2 separate regions of the Mus musculus genome follow, and region 1 is linked to region 2. The links are chromatin loops, found by intact Hi-C in ENCODE. Cell type or tissue: heart. All regions are shown on one strand. Links, peaks and the distances in the headings refer to the core of each region. The heading gives the core; the rest is flanking DNA. Region 1 has its middle 26 kb from the start of Gm22857. Region 2 has its middle 20 kb from the start of Gm22857.

Evidence for each region. A loop is a pair of places that touch in the nucleus more often than their neighbours do. Peaks named below come from ENCODE experiments on the same cell type or tissue, not always from the same donor. Only the 100,000 strongest peaks of a DNase experiment are listed, where the experiment ranks them.
Region 1: a loop joins it to region 2, with 2.0 times the contacts of the local background. A loop is called at or near these places in 3 of 42 quality-filtered maps.

Annotation. Positions count from the first base shown.
Region 1 is chr8:47,409,373-47,419,288 of GRCm38, reverse strand. It overlaps a transcript of Stox2 not described here. Among named protein-coding and RNA genes, the nearest start is that of Gm22857, 26 kb to the left of the region's middle. In heart, for the core only: CTCF peaks have their summits at 5,785 and 6,594; DNase peaks (open chromatin) are centred at 4,978, 5,538 and 6,648; H3K4me3 peaks cover 2,846 bases; H3K27ac peaks cover 1,668 bases; H3K27me3 peaks cover 5,583 bases.
Region 2 is chr8:47,455,756-47,465,905 of GRCm38, reverse strand. No RefSeq gene overlaps it. Among named protein-coding and RNA genes, the nearest start is that of Gm22857, 20 kb to the right of the region's middle. In heart, for the core only: no CTCF peak of the experiment used is centred there; a DNase peak (open chromatin) is centred at 4,085; H3K27ac peaks cover 365 bases.

The DNA.
Region 1 (9,916 bases), core at 1,917-9,916, 48 kb after region 2:
TTCAGTGGAGGGACAAAGCTAAGTATTTGCAACACAGTTCATGCTACCAGGGGCAGAGAGGACTTCCAGAGGGTCAGGACCCAAGGCCTTGCTAACAGTCACATGAGTGGCCTGGAGGTAAACCCATATCCAAGTGAGCTCTCAGATGGGACCACAGCCCTGGCTTAAATGGAACTTCCCCAGAGATGCTGAGCCAACGCATTCAGGCGGGCCAAGCCTTGATTCCTGACCAACCAAAAATGAGAGATGATAAGTGTCTGCTGTTTAAGCTCAGAAGGTTGAAGGTAATGTGTCACATAATAACAGGTAACTAACACAACTTATTCATGTGGCACTGTTGAAGAATCTTTGTGGAGAGTGCCTGCCAGTAGTTAGTCAGCTATGGTGTGGGATGGAACAAGATTGTAGGTTTAGGTTCTAGCATTATAGCCTCACTGCTGGGCAATTCAGACAAATGATTTACATTCTGTGTGCCTCAGACTCCTTAACATAATAGGAATGGTCAGTAGCTACCTCAAAAGACAGTTACAAGAATGAAGGGCCTTGACATGCCCTTAATTGCTGGAATAAATTTTACTATTTCTTAGGGGTTGTTACTGAAGTCTATTAACAACATCAGGATCAAGATGTAAAAGAGAATGTGGATTAGACTCACCCGGACCTTAAGGGCTGAGCCATCTGTTTTGGAAGGAGGATTCCTCTCTGAAGACTTGGGGCCGGATAAGCCAAGGTTGAGTGAGTGTTAGTCCTGACTGAAGCATGGCGTGCAGACCTCAGGGCCAATAGAAACTGCAGGATGTAGGAACTCTTCTTTGTTTTTCAAAGAGCAAACTCAGCTTTTAACAATCATCTATTTTAAAGGATGGTCCTTTGAGCAGTCTAGAAAACGGCTGTTTTGTTGCTGTTCTGGGATAATCATTCAAACAGGTCATTTAGTCACACACATTCATACCAGCCTACATTTGGATAGGAGGTATTCGAAATTGGGTTCCAAAAGGAAATGTCTGGTTGAGAACAGGAAGGCAATATGCATTGAAAGTAGTATTTATTTTCCCAGGCACTGCCTTTACAATGGGGGTTAAAATATTTTTGCTCAAAACCCACTCATGGAAAAGCAACACAGTGGCATAGGACTTTAATCCTAGTCCTTGAGAGGCAGAAGCAGGGAGACCCCGTGAGTTCGAGGCTAGCATGGTCTACATATCAAGTGCATGGCCTGGAACAAATCAAAATATCCTCCTTTAAAAAACATAACCCACCAATGAACAATAGCAACAACACCAAAAAGAAAATAAACTTTCTATGGCTAGTGTCCAAGCCTGGGCACACTGTCCAAGTGTCAAGTGTCTGGGCACAAACATGGCTGCTTTAAGGCAAGGTGACCAACAGTGGTTAGGGTTTTGGTTTTTTTTTTTTGTTTTGTTTTGTTTGTTTGTTTGTTTGTTTGTTTGTTTTTGTCAACTTGGCCAAAGTCAGGGACATTTGGGAAGAGGACTCTCCCTTGGGAAAACTCTTCCATCAGAGTGACCCTTAGGCAATTCCTGATCCATGATCGATGTGGGAGGGTACCACCAAGGACTGCTGTTCCTAGGTTGTATGGAAAAGCAAACAGGCACGGACAGCAGGGCCGTATGCAGCCCTCCCTCACGGTCTCTGCTTCAGTTCCTGCCTCCAGGTTTCTGCCCTGAATTCCTGCTCTGGCTTCCTTTCATGATGGACTACAAGAGAAAAATTAAACTCTTTTTCTCCCCAAGTTGCTTTGAGTCCTGGTCTTTATTACAGCAATAGAAAGCAAAGTAGGAGAAAGGTCGAAATCACAGAACATGGCTGGCTTTGGCACCTGGACACGCTAAGATTTGGAAAGACTTGAGAGATACTCAAGATGCTGTGAGCAGCTTCTAAGGGGTCTTATGACTAAGGATCAGGACAGAGGGACACCCTACCCAGGCCTATGGGGTCTTCCCCTAATAGTTTGGAAGTATTCAGGTGGAAAAAACTGATCTCAGGATGGTCCAGGGTGCACAGCAGTCATTTAAGAAAGTTCTGGAAGGGAGTCAGTTGCCAGAAGGAAAATGTGTCCAGGGGAGCTTTAAAACCCCTTCTCTTCTATGATAATAGACTTTTAAAGCAAAGCAAGATGTGATAATGTTCAGAATCGGCATCCACGCCCCTAGTAGTAGATGATTTTGTTCAGTGGAGGGGAGAAGCGAAGCGTCGCAATACAGTCATATTCTGGGCTTTGTGAGAAGCAGGTAGTATGTGCACGGCAACATTAAGAGTAATTATATCCGCACGTGTAGGACTAGAGAGGTGGGGGATGGGTGTTCTGCTGCCTCCCCAGTGGGTGTCAGGCACGTTACCCCATTATCCCTCTTCTTGTAATAGTTCTTTACTTCAGAGAGGTTGCCTGCTTCAGATCCCACATCCGTGCAATCAGACCCTGCATCCGTCTTAGGCCCCACTCCATACTGACTATTTGAATGAACAGAGGGACCCCTCCCCCACGCCTACTGTTGCTGTATGGACCAACGAGGGTGTCATCGCATGGAGCAGGGAGTGCAGTGTCTTGAGAGGTAGACTAGTCAAAGACAAATGCCATCTCAATAGCAATGAGCATAGTTGGTAGCCAGATGTTGGTTCCTGAGTAGCATTCTACATTAAAAAGAAGCAGCACTCCATGGAAAAGTGGCCTGGTCCTTTGGTTGGAGCAAAAAAGATCCTGCAATATCTTGACATGTCAGAAAGTAAGGAAGTACTCAGAGAATGATAGGCTCAATACAAGGGCCCTGGAGCCAGCCAGCTTTACAGCATCCTATGGGTCTTGCTTTGTGCAGAGCATGCGCTATACATTATGAGAGTCACGTCTTATAATCTACTGAGTAAGAATGCGCAGTCCCTGTGGCTACAAACTGAAGAGGAGAAAGGGAAGTAGAACATTGGGATGCTGGCACAGACCTACACTGCCAGACCTTAGCAATCATCGCCATTAACTAAGCCAGGATCAATAATAGGCCAAGTTCCGTGCTGAGGAACAGCACCGTGATACTTACACGCTCTCAGAGGGTCTTTCAAAGAGATTCTTCTTGAGAAGCTGGGCCCGGTGCTCAGTAGTTGCTGCTCCTGCAGAGGACCTGAGCTCAGCTCTCAGCGTTCACAGGCTCACAGCCATTTATAACTCTAGTTGTAGGGGGTCTGACACGTTTTACTGGTCTCTGTGTCACTAGGCATTCATCTGACGAGTGTACATACACGCAGGCCAGTATGCACACACATAAAATAGGTCAATCTTTCTGTTTGTTCTTTTTGGTTTTTCCAGATAGGGTTTCTCTGTGTAGGCTTGGCTGTCCTAGAACTTGATTTGTAGACCAGGCTTGCCTCAAACTTACAGAGATCCACTGGCCTGGATCTCCTGGAGAATGCTGGAATTAAAGGCATGCACCAGTGCTATCCAGAAAGCAGATCTCTCCCCCTCCCTCTCCCCCTCTCCCACTCTCCCCCTCCTTCTCCCCCTCCCTCCCCCTCCCCCTCTCTCTTTCTTCCTTTCTGCTTTTAAAAAGATACTTCACATGTTGCAGAGATGTGGGCTGCTCTTGCAAAGGCCCAGAGTTTGACTCCCAGAGTTCATGTTAGGCAACTCATAGCTGCCTGTTAACTCAAGCTCCAGGGAATCTGAAGCCATTTTTCTGGTGTCTGTGGGTACCCACATGTATGTGTACATACCCACATACCGACACTCATACTTACACGTGCTTAAAAATAATTCTGAAGAAGATACTTGCTAATTACAAAGAATAAAATAGCAACAGTGGAGAGATTTTTAAAAGTTAGAAAAAGAAATTGGGTGTTTGTAGAGATAATAGAATTTTAATGATTTCAGAATCTGGTTGAAGATATGTTGTTGGATTTTTGTTTTTGTTTTTTTTTTTTGTACAATTCTTGCAGCTTAGTTTTAAACCATGCAAAAAGAATAATAAAGGCAGAAATGTTAAGCAAAAATAGAGTTGCAAGTGTGCCTTCTGTCTTGTGTTTTCCAGCTGCCATTACCCAGACCCAGGCCCAGAGAGCAGAGTGAAGAGGAGAGCAAATTGAAGCTTAGAGATGAACATTACCATCCAGGCAAGAAAATAACAGGTCTCACTAGGCAGTGGGCGCCGGGAAACTCCAAACTCCGAGGGGAGAATGTGGAGTCCCAGCTGTGGTCCCTGGATGGATGGCTCTGTGATGGAGCACCTGGAGCCTGTGAACCCTGCTGAATGCAAACACAGTCAGACCTACCCCCTTGCTGGAGTCTTCTCAGGCAAGCAGTAAGGGAGGCGGGATGCGACTCCCATTATACACGTGGGAAACCAGGGTTCAGTGAGGTTTCCAAGGTCGTCCTTCAGTTAGACTAAAGCATCTGACTTTTGTGATTTTTAAATTCTCAGAAGCCCCCAGAGAACAGTTTAGCTGCCCCGGCCCCATCACCTGAGTGTTTTTTCTAAGTCAGTGTTTTTTTTTTTTAAAGAGGATGGCCCAGAACCCGCAACAGCAGTGCCTAGATATTTCTTAGAAATTACTAATAAAGAGACAACGTGATGGCTCAGTAGATAAAGCTTACTGCCAAGCCTGTCTATCACCTGAGTTTGGTTCTCCAGACCTGTGTGGAGAGCATAAACTGTCTTCTGATATCTCCTGACTTCCACTTTCCTGCACATTCACACAAAATAAGTACATGGGATTATTTTCTTTCTAATGACAAACGAGTTAGATGCCTCTCTCTATACTAACTCAATCATTTGAGATAGAACCTAGGAGTGGTGCCCAATTATCTATTAAAAAACACTTCTCTCTCTCTCTCTCTCTCTCTCTCTCTCTCTCTCTCTCTCTCTGTGTGTGTGTGTGTGTGTGTGTGTGTGCGCGCGCGCGCGCCTCTCAAAGTCAGTCCTCTTCTCTCACCACGTGGGTTCATGGGATCATACTCAAATACCCAGGCTTGGCAGCAAACGCCTTTATCTGCTGAGCCATCTCATGACCACAATCAAGTGTTCCTGGTGATCTTGAGGCAAACTCAACTACACCCTGAGCTTCTTATGTCTCTTTAGAGCTTCTATGCAAATCAGAACTTCGCACAGAAACAAGGTTAAAGTTTTTCAGAAGGCATAATAATCTCTGTCTCCACTGCACAGCTAACCTCGGGAATTGTTGGGTGTCTTCCAGGATAGGGTCGCGTACAGGCTGGAGACAGAAGAGGGTCCACTGGAGTTGGAGGAGGGACTGATGACAATTTTTCGTGCTTGACTAGGCTTTTTAAAAAGCTACTTCTTAGGGTACATTAACCAGCCAGCGAAACCACTTGTTTCTGAGGGGAGGTGGGAGGTGGGGGCGGGGGTGGAGCGTGGGGCGGAGCGACATTTCGCTGCTCCGGAATCGGTGCCTTCTCAGTGGCGCCGCGCGTCCCCCTCCCCCCTCCGGATCTGCCCGGAGCTGGGCGCTTAAACTCAACTCTCCCTGCCAACACCGCCACCTTCACGGTCTCCGGTACCGGCCTTCTTGGAATTCCTCAGGCCGGGTCCCGCCGAGGGAATTCCCCGGATCGCGGCGAACTGCCCGCCCCCTCGGCACCCTTTCCTCCGGCTCTCCGCCCCCGCTGGAGCTGCGGGCTGCCAAGGAAGGCTAGGGTGCCACGGCTGGAAAATGAGCTGTGCCCGGAGGGTGGCCGAGGGCTGCAGGTAACTGGCGCGGGACCTCGGGGGGCAGCAGGCTCTGCGTCGGTGTCCCTTCCCGGCACTACCGCGAGGCGACCTGCTGCGCCCTCCCGCGGGCTGCGCCTTGGGGCTCCCGGGCTCCCGCGGGGCAGGACGGGCGGGGAAGGGTGCGGACCCCCCGCCCCCAACGTCAGGCAAGACTCTGACTCTCCACAGCCACTGTCCGGTGCCGGTTCCTTCCAGCAGCCCGCAGAGGCGGCACCGGTGAGTGCAGTCTGCGCGACCGATGCCTGGTTAAGATGGAGAAGTTTCTGCAGATCGCGCCGCACTCTCTGGCCATCGTCCTGGGCCCGGCCGACAGCTCCGCAGAGGAGAAGCCCGGGACGGTTCAGCCCTCGCCCCCGGTTCCCACCCAACCCCGGCAGCTCGCCCGACACCACATCGGGTACGAGATCTTCGCAGATTTCAAAGCGGAGAACATGCAACACTTCTGGAACAAGAAGGTCACAGCCGCGGTGGCCGAGACTTTTTTCCTAGGCTGGATCGACGAGCAGGTCTTGCTGATCCAGGGCAAGGAGGAGCATCTAGAGGCGCTGCGGGAGGGCTGGACACGCAGGGCTCTGCGACCCCCCTCTGGCTTCCAGATCCGCTGCTTGGGTGAGTGCCGCCGCTCCGTCGGGCTGCGGGGTCCCTGCCCTATCCCCTATCCCCGGCTCCGGAGGGCGCTGAGCCTGCGCTTAGGCCGAGTTCCCGGGGCCCCAGGATTCTCGCGCGCATCTCGGTCTGGGAAGGGGTCCGCGGCGCTTCGGGAGCGCGGAATCGGGGGACTTTAGGGCACTTGGAACGTGGACTGCTCCTTGCACCACGCGCGTCAGGGGCGGCCAGGGGAGCCTCCTGGCGGCGTCGGTGGCGCGCCTTACGGGGCGGCGCCTGGGGCTGGCCAGGTAGGCGGCGCGGAGTTCTAGGGTGCACACGGGTCGGGGCTACGGATGTCAGCTTTTCCACGCCTCGCGGGCGTGGGGAGTGCGGGCCAAGCCGAGGGAGGGCGCGGAGAGTCGGGATTCCAGTGGTACCAGGTGTGCGTGGCCGGCCCTTCACAAGCGCCTCGGTCCCAAGGACATCCTTTTCCAGGGTGGCGACCTCGTGGGGCACGTCGTTTGGCTCAGGTGTGTTGGCGCCGTTCTCACTCTCCCGCATTTCCGTACAAGACAAAAGGTATAGTTCTTTGCTTGTGGAGAACTTCCAAACAGTACTGTGTGATTGAAGGTGGAGAAAAAAAGACAACTGAGAGGAGCTAGGGAAAACGTTTGATCTTTTAGTTTGTTGGTGGCGAAGGAGAAAAGAAAATACTGAGCAGAATAGCTGAAGAGGGGTTTTCGTGGCTGTAACTCAGGGTTGTATTGACTTGTATTTTTATTGCAATCCTACTTAATATGTTTTTCTTAATCCCGGGCAACCTGGCGCTTAGAAAACTTTAGTTTTGGACGACGGGCCCGGTGGCTAAGAGCAAATATAGCACATAGCGATGTTTTATGAAACGATCCGATAAAGAAAGCATTCTTTCTAGTTCCAGGGCTTAAACATTCTTTTATGACATTTTGGGAAGAGGTCAAAAGTTCAAACTGTAGAAGCCCGTAAAGCGACCTTCTGTGGTCCCCGCGGCCCCCCTGAAGGATTAGCTTTTACCTACTAATGTGTTTTCTATGCGGATGGTAAACAGATAGCATTTTTATTTTGCTGTATTTTGTCTTTTTTTTTTCTTTTTCGTAGCAGAGATTTGTTTTTGTGAAAGTTCCTTTGAATGGACCAGACAAACATCTAGTGAAAGCTTGTTTCTTATTGTCTCAAAGACCGATCTTGATTCTACCCCTCCCCCCACCCCCCCACCCCGACGCCCCGCATCTCCCTAGTTCAGCCCCTGTAATTAAGCTGCCTGCATTACTAAAGGGGCCGAGATGAACGCCTCTGAGGGTTGGTCTGCCTTTACTTCTTTTACAGTGCAGGACTTGAACATTTGGAGGCGAATCGTCATCCTTAAGTTTGTGCACACATCGTCAAGACCTTTTCTACAGTATTTTGTTAGTTTCCTTTGAAACTCGATCTCAGGCTGCTTTTGTGTTTGGATTTGGAGTTTTCATCTATGTACTTTATAGTCTAATGTACCCCTTGTAAAACTGAAAAGTTTGACAATGGCCTCCTTACTCGTTTCATCTGGAGGCCGTTGCACGCCCACCAAATTTGGGGATAGGATCTAAGGAACAGCAACATAGTTTCATTTGAAAACATTTCGGTATGTTCATTTTTTTAAAAAATGTTATTTTATGAGTCTTTATAAATAGATTGCAATGAGTGATCTGTCATATTCACCAGAGAGAAGCATTTTGACAAATGTGAAAGGTTCCAAACCCATTGCTGAAGTTGCTTGATTATTGCCGTTATTATGAATATTGCCTGTTGCAGGCTGACCTTCTCCTGATAGGAGTCTGCTTTGGCTACTGCAGGATTAGGCTCAGCCCTTAACTTAGGGTCTTGGGTTGGAGGAAGATGCTTCATCTTAAAACCCTGAGGCATCAGATAAAAGAGCTGGGGCTGGGGAGTTGGGGGTGGTACCTGCTGATATGCAGGTGGCAACTGCCTTTTGAACCCCCTTGGGGGGTCAAGATGTCTGCTGGTGCTTGCTTCACTTTCTCCCCACTAATGGTGGTTCTAATGATGGGTTGTTAGAGAGATTAGGATGTGTTATAAAATTCTCCAACGGGAATGTCAATGCCTGTGGCAGGCCCCCTCTTTTCTCGGAGGTACTGGGGACTGGCTCACTGCCTTTCATTCTGAAACACAATGTTACTACTGGTGACAAATCAAAAGAAAGAAAGAATCACACCATAAGCGGTGAAATCTGATTTTGAAAAATGAGATTGACGTTTTAGCATGCCCTCGGACTCAATCTATGTACAAGAGCAGGAAGCAAACACCGGCTTTGATACTTTTTAGTAATCTGGGTTTTTTTTTTTTTTTTTGGTTTATATTTTAATGTTACTACATATCTTTTAGTAAGTCTTCCAACTGATCTTCTATTTTGCACTTAAGCATGTGGTCAGATACCTTCATTCTCTTTTGTGATCTCAGTTAATGACTTCATGTGGGTCAGCCACAGAACCAGAGACACCAGTGAGCACTGCAGAGAGCATGATATTCCTACTTGCTGAACATGAACATGAACCAGGCGGGGCTCCGAAATAACCGACAGCCAATTGTTAGCTCACGGTTTATTATTCTTGCAGTAATAATGACATTCACACAAGGGATCATTTTCTAGATGGTTCCTTAGATCCCACCAGGGACAGTGAACTTGTAGTGAACTTGTTCTCTCAGATTCTCCCAGTGAAGAAGAGAAAAGAAGGCTTTGTTGCCAGTCTCAGATGCACATCTCCTGGGCCAGTGCCCCTACGCCATCCTGGACGAGAGGCTGCATAGACAGTACCTAGAAACTTTTGTCTTGTTCTGCCCTTCATATTTTACTTCATAGCTTACTGGGAAGTGGGAAACATCTACATTGGAAAATGCAAGCGTTTCAGTGTCTGTAATCCCCAAAGTATACGGTTCTAACCAGCTGTAAAATTTTCCGGTGAGGGTTGGACGCCCAAGTGGTGATTACAGGATCAACCAAAAAGGAGGGAATTAAATAACTCAAAGGACACGAAGTTTCAATTTGGCATATTCAAATCCACCACTTAGAAATATTCTTTGAAATACCCTATGGTATGCAAATTGAATCCAAGGGTCATTTTTTAATCTCTAGGGTACCCCCAAAGGAGACTTAAACGTGTATGCAAGAAACTAGTTATTATTTTTAACTGACTCTGAATTTCGAACATGCATAACACGTTTTAAAATTGTCCTGTAAAACACTTTACCTTAAGTCCCGTACATGTTCGTTGGGGTTTTCCAATGCCGATCTCTTGTCACTTCCTGAAGATACAAGGGCTGATAAGGCATGCGGTTTGGGGGTTGGGGTTCCGACTGGAGGCGCTGGGCAGTCAGTTTGGGGGCTGGGGTGCAGACTGGAGGCTCTGGGCAGTCAGTTTGGGGGCTGGGGTGCAGACTGGAGGCGCTGAGCCATCAGTTTGGGGGCTGGGGTTCCGACGGGAGGCGCTGGGCAGTCAGTTTGGGGGCTGGGGTGCCGACTGGAGGCGCTGAGCAGTCTGGGTGCTTCCTGAGCTTTTTGTTGTGTG
Region 2 (10,150 bases), core at 778-8,777:
GTTATGCACTAAGCCTCATTTGCATGTTCCTCATCTGATTGGCTACTCTCTCTCAGTACCTCACTGAGCCTCATTATCATACCTCATTTGCATGTCTCACATCCGATTGGTTATACTCTCAGTACCTTACAGAACCTCATTATCATGCCTGGGCCAGGCAGTGTTTTTGCAAAAAACTTTACTGCATATGTACACATTGGTTGTTTGTCCAATCTTATGCACGGTGGCCAGCAGTAGTCAGTGCCACTCAGCAACGGCACATGTGGCTTCCCACACCTCCAAGAGCCACTTACCAAAAATTCCAGCACCAGGCAGAGAAGCCCTCTTTTGAGTTGTTGGTCAGGGATGTCCAAGAGACTCCCAAAACATAGACTATTGCTGTTGTTCTTGGTTGCCCTCCAGAGATGGTGGTTTGAATGAAAATGGTCCCACAGGTCCACAGGGGGCGGCACTATTAGGAGGTGTGGCCTTGTCAAAGTCTATCACTTCGAGACAGACTTTGAGGTTTCAGAGTCTCTTCCTGCTGCCTGAAGACCCAGATGTAGAACTCTCAGCTCCTTCACCAGCACCATGTCTGCCTGCATGCTGCCATGCTTCTCACCATGATGACAATGGACTGAAACCCTAAATTTGTAAGTCATCCCCAATTAGTGTCCTTTTTGTTGTTGTTGGTGGTGGTTTTTTGTTTTTGTTTTTGTTTTTGAGACAGGATTTCTCTGTATAGCCCTGGTTGTCCTGGAATTCACTTTGTAGACCAGGCTGGCCTCGAACTCAGAAATCCACCTGCCTCTGCCTCCTGAGTGCTGGGATTAAAGGTAGTGTCCCTTTTTAAGAGTTTCTATGGTCATGGTGTTTCTTCACAGCAATAAAACCCTAACTAACACAAAAGGTGAGTCCCTATTGAAAACATCACGCACTTTAGACACAGGGCCTAGAGGCCACTGAGTTGGAAGTGACCTGAAAGCTTCCTTCCTGAAGACTAAACTTCATGGTACTAGAAGACACCACGTGAGCACCCAAAGGAAGAAAGTGATGAGAGTCCTACCCATCTGTGATGCTTAGACACCATAACAACAACCAGCATGGCCAGATAACCCCAAGGGTTTGTGCATTCCTTGACAGTAACCAACAGCTCTCTCACTGGACTTAAGAGGGAAGCCATACCTAGTAATAGAAACCTAGCCAACTACAGGGCTAGTTGTGGGAAAACTGCTAATTAAGGTCAAAGTCTACTGTTGACCAGATAGCCTGCTGAGGTTCGGCGTGTAATGGGGGACACCCCACTTTTAAAAAGATTAATTAATTAATTAATTTATTTATTTATTTTGGTTTTTCGAGACAGGGTTTCTCTGTATAGCCCTAGTTGTCTGGAACTCACCTTGTAGACCAGGCTGGCCTCGACCTCAGAAATCCGCCTGCCTCTGCCTCCCGAGTGCTGGGATTAAAGGCGTGCGCCACCACGCCCGGCTATTAATTTTATTTATGGGTACACTATAGCTGTCTTCAGATACATCAGAACAGGGTATAGGATCCTTGTTACAGCTGGTCGTGAGTCACCTTGTGGTTGCTGGGAATCGAACTCAGGACCTCTAGAATAACACTCAGTGCTCTTAACCCCTGAGCTATCTCTCTAGCCTGGGACTGCCTTTGTTAACAGAGTTTCTCCTTCTCTGACCTTGTCTGGAGTATTCTTAGCCCCCACACTTGCTTCTACTTGAGAAGTGTCACCTAGCCTCAATTAGTTTATAGAATCAATTTCCTTTCTCCTGACAAAACATGTTCAGCCATCACCCGAGATTCCTGAAATGCTTCCCCATGCTGACGAAGCCTCCCAGATACCCTAAGCCCCCAGCCAATGACCTTTACCCATCCTGGATGTTTCTACCATCAATCCCCCAAAACTTTATGAGCCTGCAGTCACCCTGAGTAACGTTGATTTGCCTACTGACAGGCGGCCCCGGTGTGGCCATTCACCAGGTGTACTCACAGGGCTTCCAACCCCCCTGTTTGAAGTCTCTGCTCCCACTGCCTTTGTGGACCAAATTGGCCGACAATCTGTGAGAGTGGGGACACCCACAGCTAGCTAAGTCATGGGTCTTGGAGGAGAACCTACAACACTTTGCTAAATCAGCATGATCCCTAACTACATTCTCTGTACTTGTCCTTATGCCCTAGGAAAGTGCAGTCCTCACTTTTCATCAAGGAAATATCTCTGCAGCAGATGGCGACCACTACACAAAGCCACAGCCACCAAGATGCAGAGTTGTAGAGCCCAGTGCCAGAACATGCTTGTACAGAACAGCTCCTGTGTTAAGGCTCAGGGACCATTGCAGAGGAGGGACCGCTGCGGAAAGACTGTAAGAGCCAGAGGAACTGGGAGCTTGCTGTGAGATTGTGTCTATAGGAATGCCAGAAGCTACGCACGTGTTGTCTCACCAACACGGCTGCCTAAAGCTCACGAGGCCGAGATGCACACACACACACACACACACACACACACACATGCACACACATGCATGCATGTAAAATTTAATAAAGAGAAGTGATAGGTTTGGAAGCGAGGAGAGGGATATCAAAGGAGGGAGGGGAGAGGAAGAGGGAAGTGATGAAATTATATTAAAATCTCAAAAATAATTTTTTAAAAAAAGAAACACAAGGAGTTAGCTGTGCTTCGAGCAGCTCAGAGATGTGCAAATATCTGTCCACCTTTCCCTCCCTCCCTCCCTGGGACCACTCTCTCAATAAAGTGTTAGTGTGCTTGCTTTGACATTGTTTCTGGTTTTCAGACCTGGGATAGGAAAGGCTTATTCCAGAATACCTTGAATTCTTTTCTCCATTTAAAAGCTTGTAAAAATTCTCTCCCTCTTCTCCCCCCTTCCATCCCTTCCTCTCCCCCTCTCTCCCCTCTCTCTCTTTTTAAAATGTGTATTAGTATTTTGCTTGCCTGCATGTCTGTCTCTGCATCACTTGCATCACGGGACCCATGGAAGACAGATATTTGTCTACCAGCTACTATGCGGGTGCTTGTCATCAAACTTGGACCCTCTGGAAGAGCAGCCAGTGTCATCTCTCCAGCCCCCTAAAATGTTCTTATTTATTTTTGTTGTATGAATGTTTTGCCTTCATGTCCCCCACATCTGTGCCTGCTGGGCATGGAAGTCAGAAGACAGCATCAGATTATAGGAGCTGTGAGCTGTCAGGTAGGGGCTGGGAAGAGAACCCAGGTCCTTTGTAAGAGCAACCAGTGCTCTTAACCCCCGAGCAGCCATCTTACCAGGCCCCTTTTGAGAGATTTGGACCTGGACCATTGTTTTCTTATTTTTATTATGTTATTTCTAAAAGCCATGGGTAGGTATAGTAGAAAATTTGGAAAAAGGAAGAAAAAAAACCCCAAAGATAATCAAAACAATTACTAAATGATAAAAACCTCGGGCATGCCAGAAAGTTCTCCTCTTCCTCCTCCTCTTCCTCCTCCTCTTCCTCCTCCTCTTCCTCTTCTTTTTTTAGAGTAAGCACATTTATTTGTATACTATTTCTTTCATGGCTTGTATTCTTTACAAAAGTTGGCTGTTAGTAGTTTGCTGGCTGGTTGTTGTGTTTTTGTTTTGCTGTGCTTCTCAGGTCTGAGGGGCTAGCCTATGCTAAGCAAGGTCTCCACGGCTCAATTATGTCTCCCACCCATGTGTGTTCATTTTCTGCCGTCTTTCCACAAAACAGCCAGATGTATTATTTCTAAACCCTCGCAGGCCCACAGTAGGCCATCTGTGGATTTGTACGTGGACCACTTACATGGAAATAAATATCATGTAAGTAAATAAATACGATGGGAATAAAAATAATATTAACACATAAGCAAGAGTCCCCAAGTGTAATCCTGGAAGCCGCTAGAGTTTCTCAGTATCCCCAACATGCTTTTTAAAATGTCTTGGTCTTTGGTAGATTTTTCTGAGCACACGTGACTACTGTTCCTCCTTTCACATTTGGTAGTGCTAATAATAATCTGCCGGGTGTGTTCTGAGAACAATAGGCATGGCAGGAGAGCTGATGAGGCACCGCTATAAATACACACTGGAATAAGAACTGTCAGGAAGCCCTCAGCACTGAGCGATGCTCGGCAGCTGGCAGGAAGACTGCTAAGACAGAGAATGCCCGTGTTGGCTGTGGAAGCAGCATCCAGCATCATCAGCACTTTGGGAGACTAATGTAGTTCCTAGTCCCACAGAGCGGTGGTGAGCCGACCTCGACTTTCCTACTTGTCGGTTGTTTGACCTTTGGGTGTTATTTGAATGCTATACTTTTCCTTATTCCTGGTGCTGAGAATCAGATTCAAGGACTTAAAATAAGAAAGCAGAGCTCTCCTTCTGGCATTGCTGGCCTGAGAATCAAAGGCCATTCCTGAAAGTGCTGTTTTTAAGGTCTCCACCCTAAGCTGCCTTGCGATTCTTATAGCCTGTCTTCATCACAATGGCTAGTTTTAAACTTCAAGGTTGCTTTATTTTGATTGTATGTGTATGAGAGTTTTACCCTGAATGTATTTACGTGCACCACTACACAAATACAGTGCCCACAGGCATCAGAGGAGGGCATTTGTTCCCCTAGAACTTGATTGTGAACCATTCTGTTGGTCCTAGGAATTCAACCCCCAGGGGTCTTCAGGAAGAGCAACCAGTGTTCTAACTGCTGAGCCATCTTGTCAGTCTGAGGACTAGCTTGGGGTGGCAAAGTCTGTTATCTAAAGTTTTCAGCAACTTTGTTTCGAAAGCTCTTGGTTAACTTTGGTACATAAACTTATCAACCTGAGGCTCTTACCAATCAGTGGCCAGTGGCAGCACCTGTTTTGGGAGGTGCCTCCCCGCCACCCCTTTCACTTTCCATTGCTGTGATAAACACTGTGCGGGACTCAAAATGCAGGGCGGAAAGTGTTTACTTCATCTTCAGCCTGTACACCAATTTGGCGGAGGCGTTTTTCTCAGTTGAGGTATCCCCTTCCCAGAAGACCCTTTGTGACAAGCTGACAAAACAAAACAAAACAAAAACAGACAAAACAAACAAAATGAAACAAAACAAAAGATACCAGAGAGTTTGCTTTGGTTCACTGTTTCAGACAGCTGATTTATCACCATAGTAACAGGCTTTCTGTGCCAAACGCGATCCTTCTCCCCCATTTTCCTCACCCCTTCTGCCTTTCCCCAGCTGCCTTTCTCCCTTCAACACCTCCCCACCCATATTCCCCTCAACAAGCTCTCCCTTCAATTTCATGTTTCTCATAACCCAGTAAGTCCAGTTAGCGCTACCCATATGTGTTTGGGTGTGGGGCCATCTACAGGAGCCTGGAGAATCTACCAGTGGCTACATCCTTAAAAAAGAATGATCCACGCCCCACCCCCACCCCCTCCCCCTGCAACTATCAGCTGCCAGCTGCTCCTCAGTCAGGGGTGAGGCCCAGGGGTCATCGTTCCCTCTCTGCCAGGATTTGGGTTGGCTTCATCTTGTGCAGATGTTGTGCAGGCAACCGTAGTGGCTGTAATAGCAATTTGTATCTTACATAGCTTTCACATGATCCTCTTATGAAGTAGAACAGAAAACAGAGGTCTTCAAGAATCAGATGCTTTGCCCATTCATAGTTGATAAGTGTGAGAAGGTAAAGCTAGAGTTTGAATCATTTCCTAATTCAGATCTAGTGATCTGCATAAAAAATATAAATTCATTCGTAAGAAAATGCTTCCTGATGGCTCAGAGGTTAAGAGCACCCACTGCTCTTCCAGAGGTCCGGAGTTCAATTCCCAGCAACCACATGGTGGCTCACAACCATCTGTAATGGGCACCCAAAGCTGTCTTCTGCTGTGACTGAAGATAGTGACAGTGTACCCACATATACGAAATAAAAATGGCCAGAGCAAGCAGGGCCAGGGGTTGGGGGGGGGGGAGGGGAAGAAAAAGAGAAAATGCTTCCTGTGAACTAATAAGTTGTCAAAATTGAAGGCAACATTTAGATTTTCTTTTTCAGGATAGGGTTTTTCTGTATTCCTGGATGTCCTGGAACTCACTCTGTAGACCAGGCTGGCCTTGAACTCACAGAGCTCTACCTACCTTTGCTGGGATTAAAGGTGTGCACTACCACCACCCAGCTTTGAAAACAGTGACTAGATTTTAGCGTCGTATGAATTAAATATTCAGATATGTGGTTGAGCCACTGCGTTATCCTTGCACTGGAATAATCTCTCTCTCTCTCTCCCTCCCTCCCCCCCCCCTCTCTTTCGTGTTGTTCTTCATGTCAGTGTCACCTTATTTTCCTGGGCACTCAACTAGAGAGAAGGGGGAAGAGTGTCCAGGCTAGTATGCCAGGAAGTCATCTTTCCCTTTTCTCTGCCCTCCACACACATTCCTTCCTGTTCACTGGTGTTTGAAATTCCATAATTTATTGTTTTGGCTTAAAGCCAGAAGAAGGAATGCTAAGTCAGTTTTGCTTGGCTTGTGCCTGGCACAATCTTGTTTATATTCTCGTCAGTCTCAAACCTTGCACCTTCTTATAAATGAAAGGAACTGAAGCTTAGAGAAATTTAGTAATTTTTTTTTTCTGGGTCGCAAAATAGCCGGAAGGGGTTATAAGAAAGCCAAGTTGGATTGACTCCAGAGCTGTGATTTATCTATTACTAAAGGCTAATATTTATGTGAACCTGGCATTTTATCAGATTTGTATCTGAACTCATACTTATTCTCAGTGTAAACGAGTGTAGCCTGATGAAAGCATTCCACCCTATGACGTCCTGTCTGCTCGTTGTCTCGCATCCTGCAAGAAGACTTTACTCTACCTGTGGTCTTTGACTCCAAAGTCTGCTTTTCCCAAGAAAGTTGGTACCATACCACAGACTAGAATAATCGGGAAAATGGAAGAGCCATCTCTAACTCCAACTCCAGTAGCCAATGACTGATGGGAATGTGTGTAAAAATCAAAGTTCCTAGTAACTGTATCACGTGACTCACAACCATTAGTAACCCCAGTTTCAAGTGATCCAGTGTACAGCGTGGTTCCGACGCTCTGATCCGGAGGGAATGAATCCTGAATGTTCCCCAATTGGTTCTTGATCAATCAATAAAGATGTTAGCGGCCAATGGTTGGCCAGAAGAGGCGGAACTTCCAGGTTCCCGCAGACAGGCTAGCAGCTTCAGGAGGAGGAAAGGAGAGCCACCAGCCATGTGAGATCTTGAGTGGAGTGGCCATTGGCCGCTTCCCTGGCTGGGCCTGGGGTAGCAGGTGGGAGATTAGAAACGCAACTAAGCTGAGGGCAGATTTAGGGTGCTGAACAGGAGAAGGTAACGGGGGAACTAAAGTTGAGGGCAGATAGTGGTGTTGAGCTGAGACTGTAAAGAAAAGCACGCTAGCCGAGGAAAGCTTACAAGAATCCAGCCATTGAGCTAAAGGCCTATTAAAAATAAGCTAATGTGCCGGGCAGTGGTGGCGCACACCTTTAATCCCAGCACTTGGGAGGCAGAGGCAGGTGGATTTCTGAGTTTGAGGCCAGCCTGGTCTACAGAGTGAGTTCCAGGACAGCCAGAGCTACACAGAAAAACCCTGTCTCGAAAAACCAAAAAAAAAAAAAAAAAAAAAAAAAAAGCTAACGTGTGTGTGTGTGTTTCACCCGCAGATCCAAGGGAACCTGGGCAAAGTAGACACACACACAAATAGAATATAAATCGTTTAAATATAAATAAATACAAATAATTTTTTCTTTCCCCCTTTTCCTCTCTCTCTGTCTCTCTCTTTGATAGGATTTCTCTACCTCTACCTCTGGCAGTCCTGGAACTTGCCATGTAGACCAGGCTAGCCTCAAACTCATAGAGATCTAGCTGCCTCAGCCTCCACAGTGCTGGGATTCAAGGTATACACAACCATGCCTGTCTATAAATAATAAACAAATAGTAAACTTATTGATTGTATTAGTATATATATATATATTGTTTATTATAATAAATATGTATATTAGCAGAAAATTGTGTTAAAGTGAATTTCTGTATGATTTATTTTCAATAAATGTTTAATTTGTATTATCTGTTTACCTGGGGCCATATAAAAATTTTTTAGGTAAAAAAGACATGGAAATGTGTAAGAAGCTCAAGTTAGGTCATCCATGGGAGCTTTAAAATAGATGTTCTGGGGCTGGAGAGATGGCTCAGTGGTTAAGAACACCGACTACTATTCCAGAAGTCCTAAGTTCAATCCCCAACAACCACATGGTAGTTCACAACCATCTGTAGTGGAATTCCATGTCCGTTTCTGGTGTGTCTGAAGACAGTGACCATGTACTCAAATATATAAAATAAATAAATTTTCTTTTAAAAAATGAATATTCTGGAATTGATACTAATCACAAAATTTAAGGTAGCTTAACTGTTGAAATCCCAGTGAAACTGAAGATCAATGAAGAGAAATCAGACTAAAACAAACACAGAAAAAAAAAGATTTAAAAAAAAAAGAAAGAGAAAAAGAAGCAGCTTGTCTGGGTATGGTAGGAGATTCCTACAACCCTAGTACTTGGGAAGTAGGGGCAGGAAAACGAAGAGTTTAAGGTTATTATCAGCTATGTAGTGAGTTCAAGGCCATCCTGGGCTCCTTTTGACCCAACTCAAACAACAATAATAACAAAATACCTCAGTAGCTGTAAGCAGTGCCTAATAGGCTAGAGTCTCAGAACAGGAAAGAGAATGTGTGTAGTAGGCTGTAAATTTAAAGAGAAACCACAAAACCTGTTTCAGTTGAACCACTTAAAGAAGCTTACAAAGTCTCAACCAGGATTCATGCAAAGAAAAATAGAATCCTGGACTCACAGGGGCTAACAGAGCATGAACGACCAACCAGAGAGCATGCAGGAGCTGGACCTAGGTTCCATAAAATATATATATAATACACACACACACATATATATAGGTATATATGTATATATATATATATATATATATGTACATATATATATACATATGAATATGAATATGTATATGTACATATAGCAGATATGCAACTTGGTCTTCACTGGGGACTCCTAACAACTGGAGCTGAGTTTGTCTTTGTCTCTGTTACCTGACTTCGGACCTTTTCCTCTAACTGGATAGCCTTGTCTAGGCTCAATAGGAGAAGATACACTTAGTCCTGCTGCAATCTGATATGCCAAGGCAGGTTGATATCCTTGGGAGGGCTCCTCTTGTCTGAGGGAAAAAGGAGAGAGGGATGTGGGAGCTGAGAGGAGGGGAGATGGAGAAACTAGGAGGAAAGGTGGGGGAGCTTCAGTAAGAATGTAAAGTTAATTAATTAATAAAAAAAGGAAAAAAGAAAACCACTATTAGGCAAAGCACTGAAAAATTACCCAAACATGTTATAAATCAACCAAGAGAAAAGGTACATTAGCTATCAGAAACAAGAAAATAATAGGAAAAGAAAACTCTTTAAAATGCATACAAAAGGAAAAAAGAAAATCTGTCAGCTTAGAATTATAAAACAATGGTAAGGAGTCCTACATTATCCAAAATGATGCTCATAGATCTAAGTCAGTGGAAGCCTGGTGTGGTGGCTTGAATGAGAATGGCCCCCATTGGCTCATATGTTTGAGTGCTTGGTCCCTAGCTGGTGGAACTGTTTGGGAAGGATTAGGAGGTGTGGTCTTGTTTGGAGGAGGTGTGTCACTGGAGCTGGCCTTTGAGGTTTCAGGAGGGTTTCATGGATTCGTGATATACTCTGTTTCTGTTTCCTGCAATAATTGTGGATCAAAATGTGAGCTCTTAGCTACTGCCCCAATGCCATGCCTGCCTGCAAGCTGCCAGGTTCCCCACCCAGGATGGTCATGAACTCTGTCCCTCTGGAGCTGTGACTCCTGAGTTCAATGCTTTCTTTTATAAGCTGATTTGGTCATTGGCATTTTAGCACAACAATAGATAAGCAATTAAGACACCTGGGTCCGGATAATTGAAGCTTCCCAGTGTGATCTGTGGGCAGTTGAGTTTAAGTCCAGAGCCAGTCTCTGAGGTCAGCTCTTGACTAAATTCTTAGTTGCCTGGACTTTTATATTTTCTCCCTGCCTCCCTTTCTCAGTTGTAAAATGAGGAGGATAATAACATTTACTTGACATGGTTCTTACAGAGAGATTAGTGCAATGTTTAA